Linked DNA regions of Mus musculus: region 2 is linked to region 1. A link is a loop called in an ENCODE intact Hi-C map of the cell type or tissue named here. Cell type or tissue: left cerebral cortex. All regions are shown on one strand. Links, peaks and the distances in the headings refer to the core of each region. The heading gives the core; the rest is flanking DNA. Region 1 holds the start of Pga5 (pepsinogen 5, group I). Region 2 overlaps Ms4a15 (membrane-spanning 4-domains, subfamily A, member 15).

The links. A loop is a pair of places that touch in the nucleus more often than their neighbours do. Peaks named below come from ENCODE experiments on the same cell type or tissue, not always from the same donor. Only the 100,000 strongest peaks of a DNase experiment are listed, where the experiment ranks them.
Region 2: a loop joins it to region 1, with 7 times the contacts of the local background. A loop is called at or near these places in 24 of 42 quality-filtered maps.

What each region holds. Positions count from the first base shown.
Region 1 is chr19:10,673,930-10,682,507 of GRCm38, reverse strand. It overlaps Pga5 (pepsinogen 5, group I), which reads left to right and starts at 4,437. Exons shown (of 9, transcript NM_021453.4): 1 at 4,437-4,589; 2 at 5,724-5,883; 3 at 7,347-7,464; 4 at 7,563-7,681. The coding sequence starts at 4,537. In left cerebral cortex, for the core only: a CTCF peak has its summit at 3,854 (motif pointing left); a DNase peak (open chromatin) is centred at 3,819.
Region 2 is chr19:10,975,192-10,983,769 of GRCm38, reverse strand. It overlaps Ms4a15 (membrane-spanning 4-domains, subfamily A, member 15), which reads left to right. Exons shown (of 7, transcript NM_001034898.2): 3 at 475-597; 4 at 2,421-2,477; 5 at 3,108-3,200; 6 at 3,558-3,671; 7 at 4,445-5,463. The coding sequence ends at 4,561. Among named protein-coding and RNA genes, the nearest start is that of Ms4a10, 4.8 kb to the right of the region's middle. In left cerebral cortex, for the core only: CTCF peaks have their summits at 3,809, 4,362 (motif pointing right), 6,147 (motif pointing right) and 7,221; DNase peaks (open chromatin) are centred at 479, 3,830 and 4,379; H3K4me3 peaks cover 349 bases.

The DNA of each region.
Region 1 (8,578 bases), core at 338-8,337:
GATGCCAGAGATGGAGCGAGTGAGGGGGCAGGCACTGTACTAACTGAGCTGCAGTCCCAGCCCCAAATGCCTGCCTCTCACAGCACTTGGTGTCAACTCCCTGCTTGAGTTTCCCTGATTCTAAAATTCCTCTAAAGGGCTACAATGTAGCCCAATAGCTCAGTGCTTGACAGCATGCTGGGCTTGATCCCCAGCACTGCAAATAAAACAAAGTGGTTTTTAATCATTCAAATTATAAATTGGGCTCTAGCATATGCTCATATCAGCTACTGGCTCCTAAGACACTTTATAGCTAAGTCTCCCTTTATGCCTCGTCAGATGGTTTAGTGGTTAAGAGCACTGGCTGCTCTTGTAGAGAAGTCAGGTTCAACTCCAGCACCCACATGGTGGCTCACAGACGTCTGTAACTCCAATTCTCCTATTTCCATAGGCACCAGGCATGTACACGGTAAACAGACATACATGTAAGCAAAACACCCATATACATAAAATAATAGTAAAAGATACATTTTTAAAGTGTCTGGGGTGGGTGGAGCTGAAGAGATGGCTCAGTGGTTAATCGTGCTTATTGCTCTTACAAAAGACCACAGCATCAATACTGAGTGGCTCACAGCCACTTGTAACTTCAGCTTTGGGAGATGCAACACCCTCTTCTGGCATCTACCCATGTGTATCCATGCACACATATAAGATGGCTCAGCAAGAAAAGGCATTTCCTGCTAAATCTGACGGTCCACGGTCTGTCTCCAGGACCCACATGGTGGCGAGAGAGAGTAAGCTTCCACAAGTACTGAGACTTCCACACAACACTGCCCCACCTACATAAGTAAATAAATGTAATTTTTTATTTATTATTATTCTTTTTCCCCCTTCCCTTCTCCCTCTTATTCTGGCCCATAGATTTTTTTTTATTTGTTTCCAATTACAGATGGTTGTGAGCCACCATGTGGTTGCTGGGATTTGAACTCATGACCCCCTGAAGAGCAGTCAGTGTTCTTAACCGCTGAGCCATCTCACCAGCCCATAAATATAATTTTTTAAATGTATGTTAAGGGGCTGGATATGTGTCTTTCTCTGTCTCTCTGACTCTCTCTGACTCTCTGTCTTTCTCTGTCTCTCTGTCTCTCTCTGTCTGTCTCTGTCTCTGTCTCTCTCTCTCTCTCCCCCATCCTGTTACAGATAGTTGTGAGCCACTATGTGGTTGCTCAGAACTAAACCCAGGACCTCTAGAAAAGCAACCTATGCTGAGCTATCTCTCCACCACCATCCCCTGGCCCCCACAGCAAATGAGTGAACAAACATACTGGAAATGTTCCCCCAAGCTCTGAGCCACTCAAACAAATGATCCAAACTCAAGGAGGGCTCTCAGGAACCCTGACTTATATCCAGTTGAGAGATGCCCAAAGAATGCAGCATGCAACTGTGGGCTGATATCTAGAGCGTGGTGCTAGGGGCTGAGCCCAGCTGTGGAAACTGAGGCGGACTCCAGGTGAGACAAAGCGATGACTTAAAGTTCCTACTCGAGGAGCCCCTGTTGTTGGGGTGCAGCCTCACACAGGATCAGAGTTCTCAACTGGAAGCAGGGATATCTGGAAGGCACATAATAAATAGACACAAACTACTTTTTGGATACAAGCTGAGAGGCAATTTTTCAAGGCTTAAAGTTTCTCTCTCTTCTCTGCTCTCCTCTCTCGTTCATTCTCTCACAGTTTGAGGCTACACACACTCTGCATTCTCCTGTGCTTTCTGCTTTTCTCCTCTGTGCTTTTCTTATCTGTGAACTCTCACACTCATACACACCTCTATGTGTTCCCCTTTCGCTCTCTCACACACATCTCTCACACACACCACATGTACTCTCACTCACACAAACTCTCTCCATGCACGCCTCACATTCTCTCTTCACTCACTCTTCACATGCTCTTCTCATGCTCTCTCTCTTTTTTCTCTCTCTCTCTCTCTTTCTCTCTCTCTCTCATTCTTCACTCACTCTCCACATTCACCTCACATACTCCTCACTCGCTCTCTACTCGCTCTCTTGCCTTTCTCTTGCCCCAGTCATTTATTGATACTCCAAAAGCAGGTAGAAAAAAGACATTGTACAATCATTGCCATATCAAATTCAAAGCATAACCATGTCCCACAAAGAATCAAGAATTACAATTGTTCCCCAAAGTTTCAAGCTTCCCTACTCCCAGGCCCATAGCCAAAATAATAATAATTACAAACGTATCATTATTTAAACTTTAACTTATTATACTTCAGAGCTCCAAGGCCAGCTACTTGCATTTTCTTCTAAAGCTCTAATGATAAATGGCATAGGCAAAGCTGCCAGGCAGTGACCAGAAAGAGTCAAGTTAACCCTTAACTCAGTAGTTCCGTTAGCTTTCTGCTTCTGCACATTGCACACAATGACTCTCCTAAGAGTCCCAGTGTTTTGACTTAGTTTTACTAATATAAGATTTTACATATTCTATACTTGCTTATCCAGGAAACCACTCTCAAATGTCATATAAAACTTATTTCATAACTTTAATAATTTTTTTTCCTTTCTTGGGGTCCCAGTGTTGGCTCTATTTCATTTTCTAATAATTTCTTCAAACTTTCTTTGCAAATCAAGCATTGATCTGGAACTACCATTGTGTAGCTACTGCATTGTTTCCAAGATGAGCACACACAGCATGCACCTGGGCCCTTAGGACTGAGCTGTGCTGTGCTGTGCTGTCCCATGCCTCAATTTTTAATTGTTTAAGAATCATTACATCAGCCGGGCGTGGTGGCGCATGCCTTTAATCCCAGCCCTTGGGAAGCAGAGGCAGACAGATTTCTGAGTTCAAGGCTAGCCTGGTCTACAAAGAGGACAGCCAGGGCTATACAGAGAAACCCTGTCTTGAAAAAGAAGAAGAAGAAGAAGAAGAAGAAGAAGAAGAAGAAGAAGAAGAAGGAGGAGGAGGAGGAGGAGGAGGAGGAGGAGGAGGAGGAGGAGGAGGAGAAGGATCATTACATCAAGGAACATCTAGTTTCACAGAATTCACCAGAGTAGAAGGAGAAAGAAGTAAGAAAGTCAGATATAATAGAATAATTATGCATACCAAGGTCAACTGAAAAGCAGTCACACACAAATAAAATCTATATAGCCATTGTCTAGGGCTAATGTTAGAAGAAATGGAACAACTGTTTTTTACAAAGAGCTGCCATGGGCTACTGAGATGTCTCCATCCTAGCCTACTTCAGGCAGTCCCTTATTTCAGATAGCAGGTCCCCTGGAGGGATGTGTCTCCTGTTTCTCAGGGTCCCAGACGCCATCCTTTTCTACAAGGAGCTGCTATGGGTTTCTGAGATGTCTCCATCTCTGCCTACTGCAGGCAGTCCCTGTCATTGTATGCTGTCCCCAGCACCCTATTACAGCTCCCCTGATAGGACCCTGATTTGTCTGCCCATCCAGACGAGCAAATAAATATTCTTCTAAGCATTTTGTCAGAAAAACACCTCTGGGAGCCTTTGGCCTGGGATACATATGTTTACCTCCTTAAACTGGCACTACAGCATAAAATACAGACTAATACTCTTCTCCCCACAGGAGTCCAAGATTCTTCATGGTGTCCCTGTTGCACACTCTGGGATGAAGTGTCTTCTCATTTGCAGGGAGCAACTTAGGAGCCAGGAACAGTGTGTGAAAACCAAAGTGCATGCATCATAATACCCCAGCTGCTAACATTTAAAGAGCAGGAATTTTACATAAAAAAAAAAAAAAATCCAGGCTCTGACTTCTCTCAAAAATGTGGCCAACTTGGCATCTTGGCTTCCTTCCAGCCTGGCACTGGCAGGTCAGAGCTGACTCAAGACTGCCCCCTTGTGGTAAGATAATATGGCATCATGCCCACCATGGCCACCCAGACTACAACCCACTTTGCCTCCTCGGTCACTCTACGAAGGCAAGGACTAGCTGCCTATCTTCTTTTGGTTTTTAAAGAAAAATAAACTTTTTAAAAGTCTTCCACTTATCATGGATACATTTTACATTTACTGTTGTATTTATGTGTTTGTTTGTTTGATGTGGGTGGGTGGGTGCCTCTACCACAGAGGTGTATGGAGGTTAAACTTGGCCCTGGCTATCAAACTCAGGTTGTCAGACTCGGCCTTCTGTTCCTGCCAGCAACCCACTCTCTAATGAGGACAGGCCAGTGAGGAGCTGGTGGGATCTGACCAGCAGAGAGGCACCTGGCACTTACCTTTGTCACTTTATCCACAGTGTCTTTATCACCAAGATAGCAAGAGTCTCTCCACTCTGTGAAATCAGGTGACTTGGTGCTACCTTCTCAGCCACGAAAACTCCCTAGATTCTGAGAATTTTTAGCCCTTTCCTCTCCTGACGAGGGTAAAGATGTTATCAGGGCAAGTTTGCATTTCTTATCAGGCCCCATTAGTGGCCCTCCAGGGTCTGATTAGAGCAGGCCAGACGAACTTAATAAGCAGTTCTCCACACAGCTTCAGGCCCAGAACTTCTCCCTAGCACCTTAAGCCTGAGAAGGGATCATGAAGTGGCTCTGGGTCCTTGGGCTTGTGGCCCTCTCAGAGTGCTTGGTCAAGTAAGTACAAACCGACAGCTATCAGCGGTCTTCCTGGCCTCTTTTTCTCTCCTGTAAAACTGTCTGACCCTCTCATCCCCTGCCCATCCCATGGTGAAGGAGGAAATGAAATCCCCAGTGGCCTTCATAACCTCCAGGTGTCCATTCATCAGTGATAGCTTGCCAAGAACACTGGAAGGCCCAGAAGTCTTGGGGCTAGTGTGCAGCAGCAGAAGTCACATCATGGGCTGTGTGGGTGTCTCTTACCAAAATCCTTACGTGTACAACTTGTGCATCTGTAGGGGTATAGCTGCTACACTGTCTTTTAGGTCTCTCTCAGAATGTCTGTCTGTCTGTCCATCCGTCCATCCCTATAGATCCCTCCTCCACCTCTCTGAGAGTCTCAGTGTCCACAGACCTCTATCTCTCTTTGGGCTCAGACCTCATCATTAGCCACGTTAACTCCCTGACACTTCCCTTTTTTCTCTCCTTCCTCACTTCTGATTGAAACAAGGCAGGTCTGAAGGCTGTTTCCACCTGCGTGCAATGGAGGTGGAGACGAGATGATAAAAAAAAATGTAAGGTTATCCTCAGTTATATATCAAGTTTCTTGCCAGCCTAGGATGCATAAGAACCTGTATATATAAGGAAAGTCAACGTGTGTGTGTGTGTGTGGGTGGGTGGGTGGGGTATTTCATAGGTCTAGCTTTGATGGTAACCATCATGGTGACCAGAGCTGAGTGGCAAGGAAAGTGGGGTTGGGGTAGAATGTCTCATTTTCCATCCTTCCTTCCAGGCTACTTTGAGAAGGACAATACACTGGCAGGAGTGTTGGGACAGACAGCAAGTGTTCCCCACCCATCACCCATCACCCCCACCCTCACCCCAAGCCGTCAACCTGAAGCGGGTTATTGTCCCATCTTCTTTACAGAAAGGGAAGCTAAACAGTTCAGAACGGTCCCATGGCTTGCTCGAGAGCGAATAACAGAGCCTGGACTGGAAACCCTGCCATTGTCTTCTCATTGTGTTCGGTGGCCCTTCCCAGTAATTGTCTTCTTTGGAAAACTCACCTCGCAATTACAATGCAAGGTGTGGTTCCTCTGGTTGCCTCTTGGCTGTCTCTCACTTAATTTCCTTCTGGATGCTCGTTTAAAGAATCCCTCTGATGAAGATTAAGTCCATGCGTGAAAACCTGCGGGAAAGCCAAGTGCTGAAGGATTACCTGGAGAAGTACCCTCGAAGCCGTGCCCACGTGCTTCTTGAGCAGCGCCGGAACCCAGCCGTAACTTATGAGCCTATGAGGAACTACCTAGACGTGAGTGTGACGGGAGCTGGGCCTCTCGAGCATCCCCTTAGGGCTCTTGCCCAGCCCTGTGGCCCCTCTGAAGAATACTGAATGAGGGCTGGGGTTCCTAAAGTCAGAAAGGGTAGGGAGCAGGGACTGAGATGGCTCAGCAGTTAAGAGTAGTTCAAATCCCTAGCATTCGCATAAAATACAAGCTGGGTGTAGCCACACACACCTCTGACCTCAGCTGTGGGAGCAGAAACAGGAGAGTAGCTGGGGTTTGTAGCCGGCCAGCCCGGCTCCATGCTCAGTGAGAGATCCTATCTCAAAAGAATAAGGTGGAGCTACAGATCAGGACGTCCAGTGTCCTCCTCCGGCCTCTATTTGCACCTGCACATACACAACACACATACACCACACACACACACACACACACACACTTACATGAAAGAAAAAACATTTAATGGGTGAGGAACAGGGACCTGTGTCGCCCGTTGTTCCTTATCCACTACCCGATCTGGAGCTGCGCTGGCTGGTTGAATCAAGCAATGGCCAGTTACTACCACACAGACAGCCTGTTCTATGCCATGGAAGTCACTGAGTACCCAGACTTTTGTTCTTTTTCACAGAGGTGAATCCCTGGGCCCCAAGCAAGGGTGAGCTGTGTCTAACCCAAGGCCAGCAAATCCAATTACAAGTCATGTTAGGTGTCTCAGGTAGAGGAGTCCCTACCCGGCAGACACAGATTTCAACCAATGTACAGCTAGTGAGCTCTGAGATGGACTGGACCTGGGCCAGCCAGCAAGATGCTGTCATGTCTGATGAGCAGAGTCTAGTTTGTTTTTGTTTTTTTCCCCCGCTTTGGGTTTTTTCAAGACAGTTCTCACTATGTAACTGCAGCTGTCCTGGAATTTGCTATGTAGAGCAGGCTGGCCTCCAGCTCACAGAGATCTACCTGCCTCTACCTCCTGAATGCTTGTACCATAGGTGTGTGCCACCACACCTGACTAAGCCTAGCTTCTGACAGCCAACCCAGAGAAACAGGCAAAGAACAAGTGTCCACTGGGCATGGTAGTGCATGCTTATAATTCAAGCAATCAGAAGACTGAGGCAGGAGAATCATGAGTTTGAGGCTAGCCTGAGCTACATAGTGAGACCCATCAAAAAGAAAAGGGGGAGGAAAGGAGAGAGGAAAAGGCAGTGGGTGGGGGAGATGTAAACGCATGCCCAATGAAAAGACTGGCTGAGTGGTCTTGATAGTAACTATTATGACTTTGTAGAAAGCAAAGAGCACAGGGGCCTGGAGAGACCCACAGGGGCTACCTAGAAGAGGCACTTGGGCTGGACCCTCACATGTGAGAGGATGGAGTGTTCCTAAAAGGCTTGAGCAGAAACTTAGCAGTGTGGACAGCACTCTGGAGGCCGGCACCCCAGAAGCCAGGGGACAGACAAGGCAGTCAGTCTAGCCCTAGCCACAGCCCTCTTTCCTGCAGCTGGTCTACATTGGCATCATCAGCATTGGCACGCCCCCTCAGGAGTTCAGGGTTGTCTTGGATACTGGATCTTCAGTCCTGTGGGTACCATCCATCTATTGCTCCAGCCCAGCCTGCGGTGAGCACTCTGATCCGACCTACCCCACCCTGCCCTGCCTTTCGTTACCTCTCATATCCCAGCACACCTAAGGGTCACCCCCTGCCTGTGTCCTGCAGCTCACCACAAAGCCTTCAACCCGCTTCGGTCTTCCACTTTCCTGGTCTCAGGCCGACCTGTGAATGTTGCCTATGGCTCAGGAGAGATGTCCGGATTTCTTGCCTATGACACTGTCAGGGTAAGTCGGGAAGCAGAGGCTGCCTCGAGGCTGGCTCTGGGTGAGAACACGGCTCAAGGCTCAGCAGGGAGGAAGGCCCTCCTGCTCCAGCTGGCCTCACCCCTTGTGAGTCTTCCACAAGTGAGTCCTTGCAGCGACAGGTGCCCAAGGCTCAGATTTGTAGCTCCTTCCCCAAAGGATCCTATCAGGAGCAAAGAGAAAGAGGTGTGTAAAAATAAGCCACTTGTATATGCCACATTGTTCCAGACAATGGGACAGCCTGTGGTCTAGGCCTCTGACGGCAGCCAAGGGGCTTCGAACTCCCAAGCAGAAAAAGCTGAGCACAGATTCAGGAGAGCCATGTTACCTGAGAGGCCTTGGAGGCTTTTGAGAATTAACAAAACCCCTGAGAGTGCAACACACACACACACACACACACACACACACACACACACTTTTCCCAGTGTGAATATTTCTTGAGAATCTTGGTAGCTTAATCAGGCATGGTGGCACAGGCCTTTCTTTCATCCCAGCATTCTAGAAAGCAGAAGCAGACAGAGCTCTGTGAATTTAAAGCCAGCCTGGTCCACACAGCAAGTTCCAGGCCTGCTAAGGACACTTAGTGACCCCAGTCTTACAAACAAAACTAAGCTCAACTAAACACCGGAACTGAAACAACCTAAACACCTGGGCTCCCACCTTCCAAGGGTGCAGAAAAGACAACCATGGAAACGCCCTGAAGGAGATGCCCTGCCCTCACTCGTCTTCAAGAGGGATCCTTTGGTTACTCTCAGCATCAGTATAAACTCAAATGATGTCGGGAGTATGGACGACAGGGGAGCTGCCCACCCACTCCTCCCTGGGATTCACATCCAAGCAGCCTCCGGCAGGGCCAGGACTCAGTTATACCTTGCGGGT
Region 2 (8,578 bases), core at 445-8,444, 300 kb before region 1:
CCACACTTCCCAGAGAGTCCCCACCCTTAGGAAAACCATCCCGCTTCCATGGGGCACTGGTAAATAGAAGAAAGAGGAGGAGGTAAAGATAAGAGGGGGCCAGGAGGAAGAGAGATGGAAAGAAACCCAAGTGGAAAGTTCAGTCAAGCAGTGTAGCCCCCAACCTCCAGGATGGGCTACGGAAAGATAACAGGAAGAAGGCAAACTAGGCATTTGGTACCAACGTGCTGAGAGTCAAGGAACCAAGACTAAGAAAATCAGAAAAGCAAATCAGAGCTGTCCTTGACAACCAGTCACAAAGCCGTGGCCTGGAGCTCCTCCTAGTCTGAGGAGAGCTGGTTCTACCTTAAGGCTGGCCTCAGCCTCCTGCTCATTCCCCAGGAGCTGTGGAGAGCCAGGTCTGCAGGACAGCAGAGGGCGGTGTGGAGCTCGTGGTCCCAGGTCAGTGGCGTGAGCCTTTTCTGCTTCCCACAGACGGTGCAGATCCTGATCGGTCTCATCCACCTTGGCTTCGGCAGCGTCCTGCTTATGGTTCGGCGAGGCCACCTGGGGATGCTCTTCATCGAAGGTGGCGTCCCCTTCTGGGGAGGAGCTTGTGTGAGTGCGGGTAGCCATCCTCGGCTAAGGAGTGGCTTTGCCCAAGTCACCTCGCCCTGTCCCACTTCCGACATTTTCCTATCCATAGCCTATCGTATGTCAGAGTTTTACTCACCCCTCACAAGACTAATATGGGAGTAATAGCTATCATCACTATTCTACCAGAAACTACGGGTGAGGAGCAAGCAGGCCAGTGTCCTAATCACACCTGGGCTACCTGAGTCCTAACCCCACAACCATACCCAGCCCCCACCCCACCCCTGCTTCTCTCTGTGGGTTCCAGCCCTGCCTGAGCTGGTCCGTAGGGAGTCTCCCTATCCAATGTCCATTCTTCTGGTCATACATCACTGGAAAACCAAATCAGGGCTACCTTGTCTGCTCTGAGGTCCCAAAGAGAGGGAGTTTGCAAGATAGCCCTGCTGTCTGTGCCTTACAAAGGGGCCAGTGCCTCTGGGAATGGGGAGCCTCCAGCTACCTCCAGGAAGCACCGGCTTTCTGATGAGCTTAACGGGGTCTTCATTGAGGCTCTGCTGTGCATGACGGTAGAGTCCCCTCTGCATATCCCAGACAGTCTCAGCAAGAGCTCAGAAGCCCCTAAAAGTGGAGGTCAGAGACCAACATTGCTGAAACTTCACAGCTACAGCTAAATGGCTGGGAACAAGCTCTAAGCCCTGCTTCTAGTGGTCCATAGTGGACCCAAGAGGGAGGGACATGTTGGCCAGCAGGAGTCTAAAGTGGGCACTGCCTTGGGAAGAAACAAAGGTAGCACTGTTCTTTAAAATCCCTCCTGCTTCAAAATCTGTCACAAATGTGTGCCATTCCCATGGTAGGAGGGGTAATAAACGCCTGTTTGTCAGTCTCTCGAGAGACAACAGGGTCCTGCGGCCTAGGCGGGGCATATGTAGCTTTTATCTTAAAACTTCACAGGGCCAGGGAGAGAGTTCAGTGTGTAATGAACTTACACGGCAAGAGTGAGGGCTTGAGTCCTTACCTCCACCACCCTTGTCAAAAGCCCACCTGGGCTGGTGAAAAAGAGACTGACAGCCCTTCTCACAACTCACTGGTCAACCACCTGGCATAATCAGTGAGCCCAAGTCCACATAAGAAGTCGTATCTCAAAACCGAAGTGGGCAGTTCCTATGGAGGAATGACACTCAAGGTTGACCTTAGCACAGAGGCACGCATGCACAAGTACACACACACAGAGGCATGCATGCACAAGCATACACACATACATACAGAGAGAGAGAGAGAGAGAGAGAGAGAGAGAGAGAGAGAGGCATGCACATGCCCTCATGTGTATATGAGAGAAGTAGCTCTTCATTTTATGTTCTTGACACCCAACTGCTACTTGTTAAGTGAATATTAGAAGGAAAGGTGAGTGTACTATGACACTTCAGTAATATACCGTCAACGAAAATGCATACCTAGTAAACCATGGCTTGAGGTCTCAAGACAGAGAGAGGCCTCTTTGTGTTTGTTTTTGTTGTTGTTGTTTATTTGTTTGTTTGTTGAGACAGGGTCTCTATTTGTTGCCCTAGCTGTCCTAGAACTCACTACATAGAGCAGACAGGCCTTGAACTCACAGAGTCACTTGCCTCTGCCTCCCAAGTGCTGGGATTAAAGGCGTGTGCCACCATGCCCAAGGACAGGGGCCTCTTACAGAACCACTAAGATTAGGACTATATCCAAGATGCCTGGCCAAGATGCAGACAAGGAAGTTGATGCCCCTCTATCTGTTACCTTCTTGATGGGACCTAGGTATGATGCTCCCTGCACGTGTCTCAGCCAAAACCCCATTGGGCTCTCTCTTCCCCACACAGTTTATCATCTCTGGGTCCCTCTCCGTAGCAGCTGAGAGGAACCACACCAGTTGCCTGGTAAGTCTGAATGGACACAGAGAGCCAGGGATAGGGATGGTGCCCACCTACCTGGGTGCCACTCGGGACCCCGCTCCCATCTGCTCACTCATTTGGCCCATTCAACAAGCACTCCTTGGAGATTTTCTAAGTGTCCACAGAAGGAATTTAAACATCCACATACAGAAGGAGGAGACGAGACACTTGCAAAATGCCACCCAAGGTAGATGGTAAGAGTCTAGTGATAAAGTCTTCACAGACTTTCAGAGGAGGCAGTCGCAGGAAGGGTCCCCAAGAGAATAGCCACCAAGTTGTTAAGGTAGATGGGCCTGGGCCTGAGGGAAGACAAGTTGGGGGTTGGGAGGGAGGTGGCAGATGCATGCTGCAAACATGTCCCAGGAAAGCCACTAAGAGGGTTAGGCCTCCTTCCCAGAAGCTCCCAAGAGGATGGAAGAAGCAGAGAGAGGCATCAGGGCCTTTTCTTGGGGTCTCAGGGAAAGAGAAGAGAAAGAATGGGGAAAGGAAAACCCAGCCTCCTCCAATGCTAATGGCCCCAAGCCCCTAGGCCGGGAAGGAGGGTGCAGGAGACTGGGCACAGTGAGTGTCCTTTCTCCTCTTTGCCTCTTCTTGTTGCTCCTCTTCCTCCCACAGTTGAAGAGCAGTCTGGGAACCAACATCCTCAGTGCCATGGCAGCCTTCGCGGGGACAGCCATTCTTCTCATGGACTTTGGTGTCACTAACTGGGTGTGTTGGCAGATGTCCCAAGGGGTGATAAACCCAGAGAGATGAGGGTTATAGCCAGGACTAGGGAAGACCCAAGAGTCTGCAGTCCTGGGCTAGTTGCAGAGCCTGATGCTCCAGTAGACCTCATGAGTGTACTGACACCTTGACCCTACCCCACGTCGGATGGGGAAGGCAGGGGAAGGGAGATGAGACCCCGTAGAATGGAAGGAGTGAGGCCCAAGGCTGGAGTCAGGAAGGCTGGAGCCAGGTACACACATCTGCCTCTTGCCTGGGAAAGTTATTCTTGGTCCGGGGGGGGAGGGGGTCTCTTTACTTTTAAACGCTCTGTTTGCCTTGACTGTGGGTTTGGGTTCTCAGGATGTGGGCAGGGGCTACCTTGCCGTGTTGACCATCTTCACCATCCTGGAGTTCTTCATCGCTGTCATTGCCACCCACTTTGGGTGCCAAGCCACCCGTGCTCAAACTAACGCAGTAAGTATTCTCACACCACGTCCAGAGCCCCTGAGGTTGCCTGTTGTCCAGGAAGAGGTTACTCCTGCAGCCCCTCCCACTTCCCCTTTGTGGCTGAGCTGTGATGAGAACCTCAAGTTTTGAAATGGGACTATTCACCCGTGGCCACTGGGGGCGCCAACACTATAGGCAGAACTGAAATTCTTCTGGAATCAGAGGACAGGGTTGGGGAGGGCGAGGCGTGCACCTTGCACAGAGGAGCCCACAGACTGCCTACAGATGGACACATCAGAAAAGACAGCATGTCTCAGTGGAAGCTCATTTTTCCAGGGGAAAATAGGAGGCGGGTGGAAGAGAGTGGGAAGAGGGGGTTCTGATAGCGCAGAGGCTTGCCTGGAAGGAGAATGTAGAGGATGGCAGGTGCCATTTAAAGTTGGAGCAGGAGGATGAACTAGATTAAAGGAGCCCAGTGAGTGACTACTACTGTGAGAGCAGCATGTTCAGGCAAGAACTATAGAAGCCCCGGGTTCAGCAGAGACTATCCAGAGAGGAAATATCAGCTCACTAGCCCCTAGGGGAAATGAGGTTTTGTCTACTTTGCTAGCTTCAGTGTGTCCAAGTCCTAGCTCATAACTGACCCTAGAAAATGTTTGCTAACATGTCAGTTACACGATGCTTTTGTGTGAGAGAGCTGCTGTTCTCTGAATACCCACGGGGTGGCACTATTGCAACGCTCCCCGAAGACCGCAGAGCCACCCAAAATTTGGGATTTTTTTTTTTTTTTTTCTTTGCAGTCTGTGATTTTCCTACCCAATGCCTTTGGCACGGATTTCAACATCCCCAGCCCAGCAGTCTCTCCACCTCCTGCCTATGACAACGTGGCATATATGCCCAAGGAGTCATCAGAATAGATTACAAGTTCTGCAGGTTGAAGTCCAGGCTTCCCACTTTACCCAGAGCCTCTCCACCCTCACTTTGTCCGTTCTAAGGCAGCGGTTTCCCAGCGAGACTCTCCAAGCCATGTGCACTGTGTCACTGAGTGACATGTTCCATCCATTTCCTAGTTCCTCCAATACTGTCTTTCCAAAAAAGGCATAAAGCTGGTGTCCAGGGTGTGCCCATTCTCAGCCCTGTCACCTGACATAGACGTCCCGTACACTCCTCCTCAGTCCTCTGCTCATCGTGGGAAATCTTGGCTTCGCAGAGGTTTCGGAGGTTTGTCTTCAAGATCATTAAGCACGGAGAACTCAGAATGTTCCAGAATAGACTGGCATTTCAGAGGCTCAGAGCAAGGCTTGACCTCCAGGCTCCTAGCTCCGAAGATCAGCTCTGTCCTTTGTCATCTGCTGTTACATCTTTGGGATTTCATTTTCCCACCCGGAAACTAGAGTGTTAAACTACACCACATAAGACTAAGGCGTGATGGCGCACGCCTTTAATCCCAGCATTTGGGAGATTGAGGCCAGCCTGGTCTACAGAGTGAGTTCCAGGACAGGACAGTCAGGGCTACACAGAGAAACCCTGTCTCGAAAACCAAAAAAAAGCACCTCTTGGCTAAGCCCTGCATTTCTCTTCTCCACCCCGGAACCTCCTTCTCCTTATTTGTAACAGAAGATTGGCATTGACTCTGGCTCTGCCCACCTACTAGGACAGGAGGCTGCAGAGGAGACTGAACCACTCCATACTCCCCCAACCCTGCCTGAAAAGCAGGAGTGCCCCTGAGAGTCACCACTTCAGCCCAGTGTTCACAGGCCCTGACATATGGCTTGTATCATCTATACTTTGGAGAAAAATAAACAGCGTGGCTTAGATTTTAAGTTGGTCTCAATGTGGTGGCATTTGCTTTTTAAGTTTGGGATCTTCTGAGGGCTTAATCATGGTTAATCGGAGATTCAGGCAAGTACCCCCATTAAGAGCAGGCAGGATATGGTAACTTCTTACAGTTAGGGACATCTCCATGCCTTGAATTCGATGATGATCACATGGGTAATTGCATATGTGAAAATCAACTTGTGTGGAGACAGGGGAGATGACTCCGTGGTTAGGAACCTGAGTCTCTGTGCTCAGCATGCAAGTGAGAAGCTGGGCACAGTGACACGGGTCTGTAGTCCCAGCACTGGAGAGGCACAGAGTGGAGGAACCCATGGGCCTGCATGGCCAACAAATCTATCTGAATCAGTGAGTCCCAGGTTCCATGAGAGACCTTGGGTTGAAAGTTAGGATGGGCAAGTAAGAGAACAAAGGAAGCCTTCAGAGGCCTGAACTCGGCGTGTGGACGGAGGAGAACGCTAATGAGATTCCACAATACACGGAACTTACATACATGCTTGCCGAGTGCTGACATTAATCACGAGTAGGCTTTAACAAATACTAATGAATTCAAGATGTGCTGACTGTACGCACGTCAAAGTCTTACCAGATTTGCCCAGCCTCCCACCTCAGTCTGGTTCGGATGCCCCTTTCTTTTTTCTTTTTCTTTTCTTTTTTTTTTTTAAGATTTATTTATTATATGTAAATACACTGTAGCTGTCTTCAGACACTCCAGAAGAGGGCGCCAGATCTTGTTACGGATGGTTGTGAGCCACTATGTGGTTGCTGGGAATTGAACTCAGGATCTTCAGAAGAGCAGTCAGTGCTCTTAACCGCTGAGCCATCTCTCCAGCCCCCCAGATGCCCGTTTTCTAACCATCTAGATCGTCATTACATCATTAGCTTCATGCTTTTCCCACTGTTCCTTGATGTCATCTCCCATGATTCCCTTCCAACCTGTTCATATCTTGACTGAGTACTCAGAACCCACAATAACCACAACCAAGTTTATGCTGAGACAGACAGGAATAAGAGATCTCAAAATACCATCTGGGAACAGGCATTTCTGTTTCAGGACAATGAGCAAAGGTTCTGGATAAAAATCTGAGAGAAGAGGGCTGGAGAGATATCTCAGTGGTTAAGAGCACCGATGACTGCTCTTCCGAAGGTCCGAAGTTCAAATCCCAGCAACCACATAGTGGCTCACAACCATCCGTAATGAGATCTGATGCCCTCTTCTGGTGCATCTGAAGACAGTTACAGTGTACTTAGATATAATAATAAATAAATCTTTTTTTAAAAAATCTGAGAGAAAACCTAGTCTAAATAATGGCAGATATTTCTTCAATAATTTCTGTTGGAGAACCCTAGCTTGCCTAACCTCAGAGAGTTCTGTTTTTACATAGGATGAAGCATCGATCTATTATCAAATACCCAAGGATCCTAACTTTAATAAAGGAGAGAGATTTATTTACCTCGCTGTTCTGGAGATTGAAGGTCAAACGTTCACGTACAGTGGTGAGTCTGTCCTCCAGGCAGAGTCTAAAGGTGGCACAAAGCATTGCTCAACAAAAGGCAGGAAAATCATGCATGCGAATCTGATTCTTCTCTGTTTCTGATAAAGTACTAGGATTCATTTATGCCCTCATCCCCATAGCCTTCTAATCCTAATCACACCCCAAGGCTACCTACCCCTCAGTTTTCATCAGGTTGAGTTTCTGACTGATGACAAACAGGGTGGCACTTCAGTGCGAGAACTATAGGGGGCGCTCTCACTACTCCCAGGGGCTCTTACTTAGCTCCCTATTTGGTCATTCCACAGTTGTTGACTATACTTAATAATCAAAGGTGGGTGGGGCAAGGAAACAAATTCTTGGCCTTATTCCCACAATGAGTCAGTTCTGCTCAGAGCAGGTGGGAAGCTTTTTAAAAAGCTCGACTCTTATTTATTTCTTTAAACATCACTAGCTCTGCCTGCTTTTAATCATCACACAAATGAAATTATATAGTATGTGTGTATCTTTGTGTCTGACTCTTTTGACTGAATGAAATGTTAGAGATTTATCTGTAACATCTTATATTTTTATTTTATTATTTTCAATACTATAAACCTTTTGTTTTATTCTATCAGTTTAATTGATTTACCTGTTGATGGATAACCAGGTTAATTCCATTTTGGAGCATCGTCAATAACACTAACTTTAGTGTGTGCACGTGCCTCTGTGTGTGTGCACGTGCCTCTGTGTGTGTACACGTGGTCTCACACACACACACACACACACACACACACACACACACACACACACAGTAAGAAGACTGGAGAGACAGCTCAGCAGTAGTTAAGCGTACTGGCTGCTCTTCCAGAGGACCAAGGTTTGATTCCTCCCGAGCACCCACTTGCCACATGGCAGTTACAATTGTCAGTAGCTCTAGCTCAAAGGGATCTGACACCCTCTTCTGGCCTCTGAGAGTGCCAGGCACGCATGTGGTGCACAGACATGCATACAAACAAAAACAATTATACATATTAAATAATAAAATCGTTTTTTAAAAAAGAAAGAAAAGTAAGATAGAGAATAATACACACAAATAAACCAACATACACATATATACATACAAATTTACCTAACTGCATATGCTGCATACACTTTAATATGTATATTAAATATTAACAATTAAATGTGTATTCTCCGTCTTTAAAAACCAGAGGAAAAAGATAGAAAAAGCACAGTAGTTATCTAGTTCTGCATGAGACAGACTGGACAGCTTGAAGTTACACATTCTCATCTCACCATGTCCATGGTCAAGATCCAAACATGCCTTAGATATAAGTTCTCTGTAAGTCACATGCGCTGCAAGCTTGGTGGTGGCTGGACTTCACTCTCAATCAGGGCTTCCTGTTACTTGTGGTCACGTGACCATACCTTTTAAGACAAACACTACCATGCTTACACAGATGACAATACATCTGTCTGGCTTACCACCAGAGACCAAAGTCAAGCAAGAACTTAGGATGACCATGGCTGGTTTGAGGAGGGACACAAGGCCCAGGGCAGGGTCATTGTAACCACTATTGTGGATACTTTAACTTTCAAAAAATTAAAAGATTCTTTGAGGGG